Linked DNA regions of Homo sapiens: region 2 is linked to region 1. Evidence: read pairs that join two places in POLR2A ChIA-PET (ENCODE). Cell type or tissue: A673. All regions are shown on one strand. Each heading gives the region's core, and the rest is flanking DNA. Links, peaks and the distances in the headings are about the cores only.

Region 1 (3,559 bases), core at 375-2,874:
TGAGCCCAGAAGTCTGAGACCAGCCCAGGCGACATGGTGAAACCCCACCTCTACAAAAAAATACAAAAATTCACCGGGCATGGTGGCATGAACCTGTAGTCCCAGCTACCTGGGAGGCTGAGGTGGGAGGATCGCTTCAGCCTGAGAGGTTGAGGCTGCAGTGAGCCAAGATCACGCCATTGTACTCCAGCCTGGTCAACAGAGCAAGACCATGACTCAAAAAATAGTAATAAAATAAAAGAAAGAAAGCAACTTCTGTTATGAAAAAATATCCTGCTAATGCACAAATGCTTTATCCCTCTATTATTATAGCTGCCCACTGGGGAACACTAGCAGCGCTTCTCCATGGACGCTCTCTGGGGTGCCCAGTTTCCCATCCATTTTGCCCTTTTGACCCTGTTTCCTTGCAATGACTAGGCCGTACAGTTTCTAGGCAGCCCCAGTTCCCTCAAAAGGGCAAGCAAGGTAATTTTCCAGCAAAGGAGGCCCCTCCTGACTTTGCAAGGGCCATGTAGGGAGCTGAGATCCTCGGGTGTCCTTTTCAGAATCTCTCCTCTGATTCATTGTCATCCCAGAACAGATTAGCTCTGCAAACAAACACCAAATTATTAAAATTGGACACTGCTCTGCCTCTGACATGGGAAACGGTTACAGATAGCTTTGTATAGAATGACTTCTATGACAGAGCAACAAGATGTACAACTCCAAGGCTATTAAAAACAAAGCAAGATGAAAAGCAAAACCAGAAGGGCTGCTCACCCAAAAACTTTCACGGGAACAGCAAAGAAGTCAAGGGATTATTCATGAGAAAAAGACCACAAATAGAGAAACACTCAATGGCTTAAAGTGTGAGCCTTGGAGACTTGCAATGAGCTCATTCATCACTCACTTACTTTTGTACAAAGGGCCGAGCGCTGTCCTAAGTGCTGGATCCCCCACAACTGAGAACAACCAACAAGATCCTAACTCCTCTGACATTTAAATACCTGTAGGGGGCCAGGCGCCATGGCTCACGCCTATAAACCCAGCACTTTCTTGAGTCCAGGAGTTTAAGAGCAGCCTGGGCAATATGGAGAAACCCTGTATCTACCAAAAGTACAAAAAAAAAATTGCCAGATGTAATAGCATCCACCTGTAGTCCCAGCTACTCGGGAGGCTGGGGTGAGAGGATCACTTGAGCCTGGGAGGTAGAGGTTGTTGTGAAACAAGATCAAGCCACTGCACTCCAGCCTGAGTGACAAAGTGAGACCCTGTCTCAAAAAAAAAAAATCAGTAAGAGGAGACCAACAATTAAGTTGTAAACATATCATAAACAAGATGACTTCAGGTTGGACATGGTGGTCACACCTGTAATCCCAACACTTTGGGAGGCCAAGGCAGGAGGATCACTTGAGACCAGTAGTTCGAGACCAGCCTGGGCAACATAGTAAGACCCTGTCTCTACAAAAAATAATTTTTAAAAATTAGTTTTTAAAAAAGATAACTTCAGAAAGTTGTAAATTCTATTAAGAGAACACAACAGAATAGAGTGATTGAGAGATATTGGCAGGGTCACAGACGCCACTCCTATACCCTGGGTGTTTAGGAAAAGCCTCTCAGGATGTGACATTCAAGTGGGGTGCAGAGAAGCAAAAAAACTCAGGCTAACTCCTGGAGGATTTTGGCTTGAGCAACTCCAGTGAAAATGAATTATCAGTGTGTCAGGATGAATGATAAACCCTTTCCATTATTCTTGGGAGGGACACAAAGTATTCTTTTTGTTTTGTCGGGAGTTTAGGAGCCAACTCGTTAGAAATGTAAGCGGTGGCAACATTCCACTCTGCAACCTGAGAAATACTTGAGCTCTTCTTTGCATATGATGATTTTTAACCTATTTCTTCAGAAAAACAAACTCCAAGCAGAGGTTCGAAACAAATGCTGGCATAAGTGTCAACATCCACTTTGTGAAGGCTCAAAGGCAGGCCCTTTCTCTGCCAGAAATGTGTTTCTCATCTGCAAAGGGCAGGAGAGGCCTTAACCCAACTGTCTGGTTGATGATCCAGACTTCAAACTTAACCCAGTGGGTCTTGGAGCCAACTTAATAGAGAATGGAGTGTCTTTGTTGAAAACTCTAGTGTGTTTTGTGGAGGGGAGTGTGCAAAAGCCAGCTGAATGTGCAAGGGAGGGATGAGATTATAGAAGAGGCAAAATATCAAGGAAGAGAAACTGCAAACAGATTCGTGAGACTCGATTGGCTGCGTAGCAGCAAGTATCATTTCTGTGATTCCTGTAAAGGAATCACACGACGACTTCCAAGTGCATCTGCTTGCTGTGTGGATGGCCTCTAATGAGACACAGTTTCTAGCCAATTGGGTTTCACACCGCTCAGTGCCAGCTTGGCGATTTGTTTTGCATTAAACACTGCAGCCTGTTAACCTGGTGAGTAACTGTTCTGGATGGGCAGCCAGAATCCCTCACTGAACTGCCCTTTTTTCTTAAAAGAAAAAGAAAATGATGATGGTGGGGGTGGTGATGATGATGATGAAAATGCGATCAATCAGGTTACCATCTTAAAACTTGAATTCATTGAGTTAAAATGACCCAGATAATGGGCCTTTTAAAAATATTTTCGGCCGGGCGCGGTGGCTCACGCCTGTAATCCCAGCACTTTGGGAGGCCAAGGCGGGCGGATCACGAGGTCAGGAGATCGAGACCATCCTGGCTAACACGGTGAAACCCCGTCTCTACTAAAAATACAAAAAAATTAGCCGGGCGAGGTGGCGGGCGCCTGTAGTCCCAGCTACTCGGGAGGCTGAGGCAGGAGAATGGCGTGAACCCCAGGGGGCGGAGGCTGCAGTGAGCCGAGATTGCGCCACTGCACTCCAGCGTGGGCGACAGCGAGACTCCATCTCAAAAAAAAAAAAAAAAAAAAAAAAAAAAAAAAAAAAAAAATATTTTCTGGGCCAGGCACGGTGGCTCATGCCTGTAATCCCAGCACTTTGGGAGGCCGAGGCAGGTGGATCACTTGAGGTCAGGAGTTTGAGACCAGCCTGGCCAACATGGTGAAACCCTGTCTCTACTAAAAATACAAAAAATTAGACGGGTATGGTGGCAGGTGTCTGTAGTGTCAGCTACTCGGGAGGTGGAGGCAGGAGAATTGCTTGAACTCGAGAGGTAGAAGCTACAGTGAGCCGAAATTGTGCCACTGCATTCCAGCCTGGGCAACAGAGCAAGGATCCATCTCAAAAAAAAAATTCTGGAACATTCCAGGGTAGTGCTCAATCCTCAATCCATTTTTCAGCCTTTCTGTGCCCTCTGCTCTTGCTGGGAGAACTAGGCCTCTCCGTTTCTTTCATTTCAGTCTCAAGATAATTTAGAGTTCTGGAGTGCGCAACACACTTGGGAATTCGACCTGGAGGTGACTGAGCTGGGGCCTGGGGGCAGTGGAGGGGAGCAGTATAGGAACAAAGACATCAGACTTCATAAATCTCAACTGTAAATGTAAAAGTCCTCCTGTGTCTGACACCACCAGAATTGTAGGATTTTTCTTCTTTAGGTGACAAAAATGAACGGTCCCCAG
Region 2 (3,559 bases), core at 516-3,015, 76 kb after region 1:
TGCAAACCAGTCCAAATGCTAGTCAGGTGCCATCTTCAAGTCAGGTGCTATCTTCAAGTCAGGTGCCATCCTGCAGGCCCAAGGCATAGCTTACTAGTTCTATCGAGTGGCCTCGTGATCAGGTAGGAAAACCAAATCAGCACTTGTCTTTAACCATAATCCACGATGAAACTTACTCTTGAAAGATAAAGTGGAACAAGGCATGGCGCAGTGGCTCACACCTGTAATCCCAGCACTTTGGGAGGCCAAGGCGGGTGGATCATTTTAGGTCAGGAGTTTCAGACCAGTCTGGCTAACATGGTGAAACCCCATCCCTACTAAAAATACAAAAATTAGCCAGGCATGGTGGTGGGCACCTGTAATCCCAGCTACTCGGGAGGCTGAGGCAGGAGAATTGCTTAAACTCAGGAGGCAGAGGTTGCAGTCAGCCGAGATTGCACCGCTGCACTCCAACCTGGGCAACAGAGTGCGTGAGATTCTGTCTCAACAAAAAAGATAAAGTGGAACAAGAGCTTCATAGCCATATTCCTAACTAGGTTATACCTTACAAAACTAACAAGAATACATATGGACATGAGATACAAAGGGCATGATCGCTAATTAAAACCCTAAAACAGTAACACCTATCTACTGTAAACAGACAAGTCAGCTGCACCTATACATTGTATTAAATACCGTAAGAGTTTTTGAAATTCAAGAAGACATCAGGCCAAGTACAGTGGCTCACTGTAATCCCAGCATTTTGGGAGGCAAAGGCAGGAGGATCGCTTGAGGCCTGGCGTTCCATACCAGCCTGGGCAACATGGTGAAACCCCATCTCTACAAAAATAAAAATTAAAAAATTAGCCTGGTGTAGTCCCAGTTACTCGGGAGGCTGAGGTGGGAGGATCGTTTGAGCCTGTAGTGAACTGTGATTGCACCACTACACACCACCCTGGTTGATAGAGCAACATGAAAGAAAAGAAAGAGAAAGAGAAAAAAAAAAAGGAAAGGAAGGAGGGAGGAAGGGAGGCAGGGAGGAAAGAAGGGGGAGGGAGAGGAAGGAAGGAAGGAAGAAAGGAAGGCAGGCAGGCAGGCAGACGAGGGGAGGGGAGGGCAGGGGAGGGGAGGGGAAGGGAAAGAAAGAAGGAAAAAGAAAGAAGAAAGAAAAGAAAAAGAAAAAAGAGAGGGAAAGGGAGGGAGGGAGGAAGAAAGGAAAAGAAGAGTGAGAAGAAAGAAAAGGAAGAAAGGGAAGGAAGGAGGAAGGGGAGGAAGGGGAGGGAGGAAGGAAAGGAAGGAAGGGAAAGGGGGAGGGAGAGAGGGAGGGAGGAAGGAAGGAAGGAAGGGAGGGACTAATGGTGTGCCTGACGCCATACACATCAACCTTAACCTTCAAAAGAATGTACTTTTCACATGAGTAATGGCAGGTACTGCCAGTTGTTCCTCAACATCCATTCTTCTATGATCACAGAATTTTTAGCTGGGCACAAAGCTGCCCAGGTAGGCTGTATTTCCCAGGCTTCCTTGTAGCTACATGAAGCCATGTGACCAAGTTATGGTTCATGGGATATGAGTAGTGATACATGAAACTTCTGAAGATATCACGCCAGGCACAGTGTCTCATGCCTGTAATCGCAGTACTTTGGGAGGCCAAGGAGGGAGAATCACTTGAGGCCAGGAGTTCAAGACCAGCCTGGGCAACATGGTGAAACCCCATCTCTACAGAAAAATACAAACATTAGCCGGGTGTGGTGACACACGCCTGTAGTCCTGTTACAGTAGGCAAACAGCTAGACATGAGCAGGAGGGGGAGCCCCTGAGAAAAGGAAGGTCTGGGAAGCCTCATGCCCAAGGACCACCCAAAATTTGCTAATTATTAACATCTCTAATGGTGGAGGGGGTGGGCAATGAGTCCAGTGTGAGCAAGGAGGAGGGTAAATACCTATGCAGAAAGGAGCACCCCTTAAGACTCCTAGTAATCACCCACTCTTCAGTTAACCTCTCAGAATGTCACTAGCTGTGTGCTGATAAGGAGGGAAAGAGGGCAAAGCAGAAATTCCTAAGAGATACCAGGTGCAATAAATATAGATCTGACCTCTATACAACCTCCTGGGGTGGCGGCAATGAGCAATGCAGCCATTTGGTAGAGTTCATACCCAACACCGGCCACACATACCCACCAACTAGTAGTAAGAGAGGGTCCCGTGAGCCTGGGAGGGAATGCGGCAGGGATAAAGGCAGGGACTTAAGGCAGAAGCAGGGAAACTAGACAAAGAAAAAAGGCAGGGACTTAAGACAGAGGTGGGAACTTCCAGAAAAAAATCTGACATCATTAAAACCCACCGCAGAATTCTCGGGGTGGCTGCTGGCTCATTCTGTCTCCACAGCTGGCTCTGCCTCATCTTTCAGAGTATTCTGTCTCTCTAAATAAACTCTCTGCTCTCTATTTTCCTTCAATCAATTCTCTCTTTTTTGGCTAAACTGCCTCGTGGCCAAATTCCTTCTCCCAAGGAAGACTAAGAGCTGAGGACTCTGCCCTTCCAGGTAACACCCCCAACTACTCAGGAGGCTGAGGTGGGAAGATTGCTTGAGCCCAGAAGGTCAAGGCTACAATGAGCTGTAATTGCACCACTGCACTCCAGCCTGGGCAACAGAGTGAGATACTATCTCTAAAAATAAAAATAAAAAATATTTTTCTAAAAAAGAGATTAAATGAATCTAGGATCACAGAGTTCAAAGTTGGCTGAGAAAATATACCAGTTGTCCTTGAAACATTCACTGTATTTGATGGCTATCTTTTCTCTAAACATATTGTAATGCAAATATAAAATTGTTTTGTTTTATAAAACAATAGAATACATCAGCTGAAGTTACCCCCAAAAGAAATGAAAGAAACTTCTGGGTGTGCCCTCAAAATTAAGGGGAGTTCCACCTCCCCTTCTTTCTCTGTTCTGCCACCTGTTATGTAAATGTTATGATCACTGACTATGAGAACAAGCACAGGACAGAACTCCTAAAACTCAACAACAAAACCCAATTCAAAAACGGGCAAAGGACTTGACTAGACATTTCTCTAAAGAAGATCTACAGATGGCCAACAAGTACATGGAAAGATGCTCAACATCACTAATCATTAAGGAAATGGAAATCAAAACTGCAATGAGATACCACCTCATACCCATTAGGGTGACTACTATCAAAACATAAAAAAGCAGAAAATAATAAAGTGTTGGTAAAGATGTGGAGACACTGGTACCCTTGTGCACCATTGGTGAGAATGTAAAATGGTACAATCACTGTGGAAACAGTATGGTGGTCTAATGGGCACAGAGTTTCAGTCTTAGAAGATGAAGAGTTTTGGAGGTATATGCTGGTGATGGTTGCACAACATTATGAATGTAATACCACTGAACTGGACATTTATAAATAGTTAAGATCAGGCAGGCGCAGTGGCAATCCCATCACTTTGGGAGGCCAAGGCGGGCAGATCACTTGAGGTCAGGAGTTTGAGACCAGCCTGGCCAACATGGTGAAACCCCATCACTACTAAAAATACAAAAATTAGCCAGATGTGGTGGCG

What was found. ChIA-PET counts read pairs that join two places held together with the same protein. Peaks named below come from ENCODE experiments on the same cell type or tissue, not always from the same donor. Only the 100,000 strongest peaks of a DNase experiment are listed, where the experiment ranks them.
Region 2: POLR2A ChIA-PET joins it to region 1 with 11 read pairs; 6 of 35 experiments call an interaction of 5 or more read pairs at or near these places.

Annotation. Positions count from the first base shown.
Region 1 is chr19:32,315,280-32,318,838 of GRCh38, forward strand. LOC124904688 (a long non-coding RNA gene) reads right to left here. Exons shown (of 2, transcript XR_007067224.1): 2 at 1-587. Among named protein-coding and RNA genes, the nearest start is that of ZNF507, 29 kb to the right of the region's middle. In A673, for the core only: no CTCF peak of the experiment used is centred there; no DNase peak of the experiment used is centred there.
Region 2 is chr19:32,391,117-32,394,675 of GRCh38, forward strand. All of the region lies in intron 2 of DPY19L3-DT (DPY19L3 divergent transcript), which reads right to left. Among named protein-coding and RNA genes, the nearest start is that of DPY19L3-DT, 13 kb to the right of the region's middle. In A673, for the core only: no CTCF peak of the experiment used is centred there; no DNase peak of the experiment used is centred there.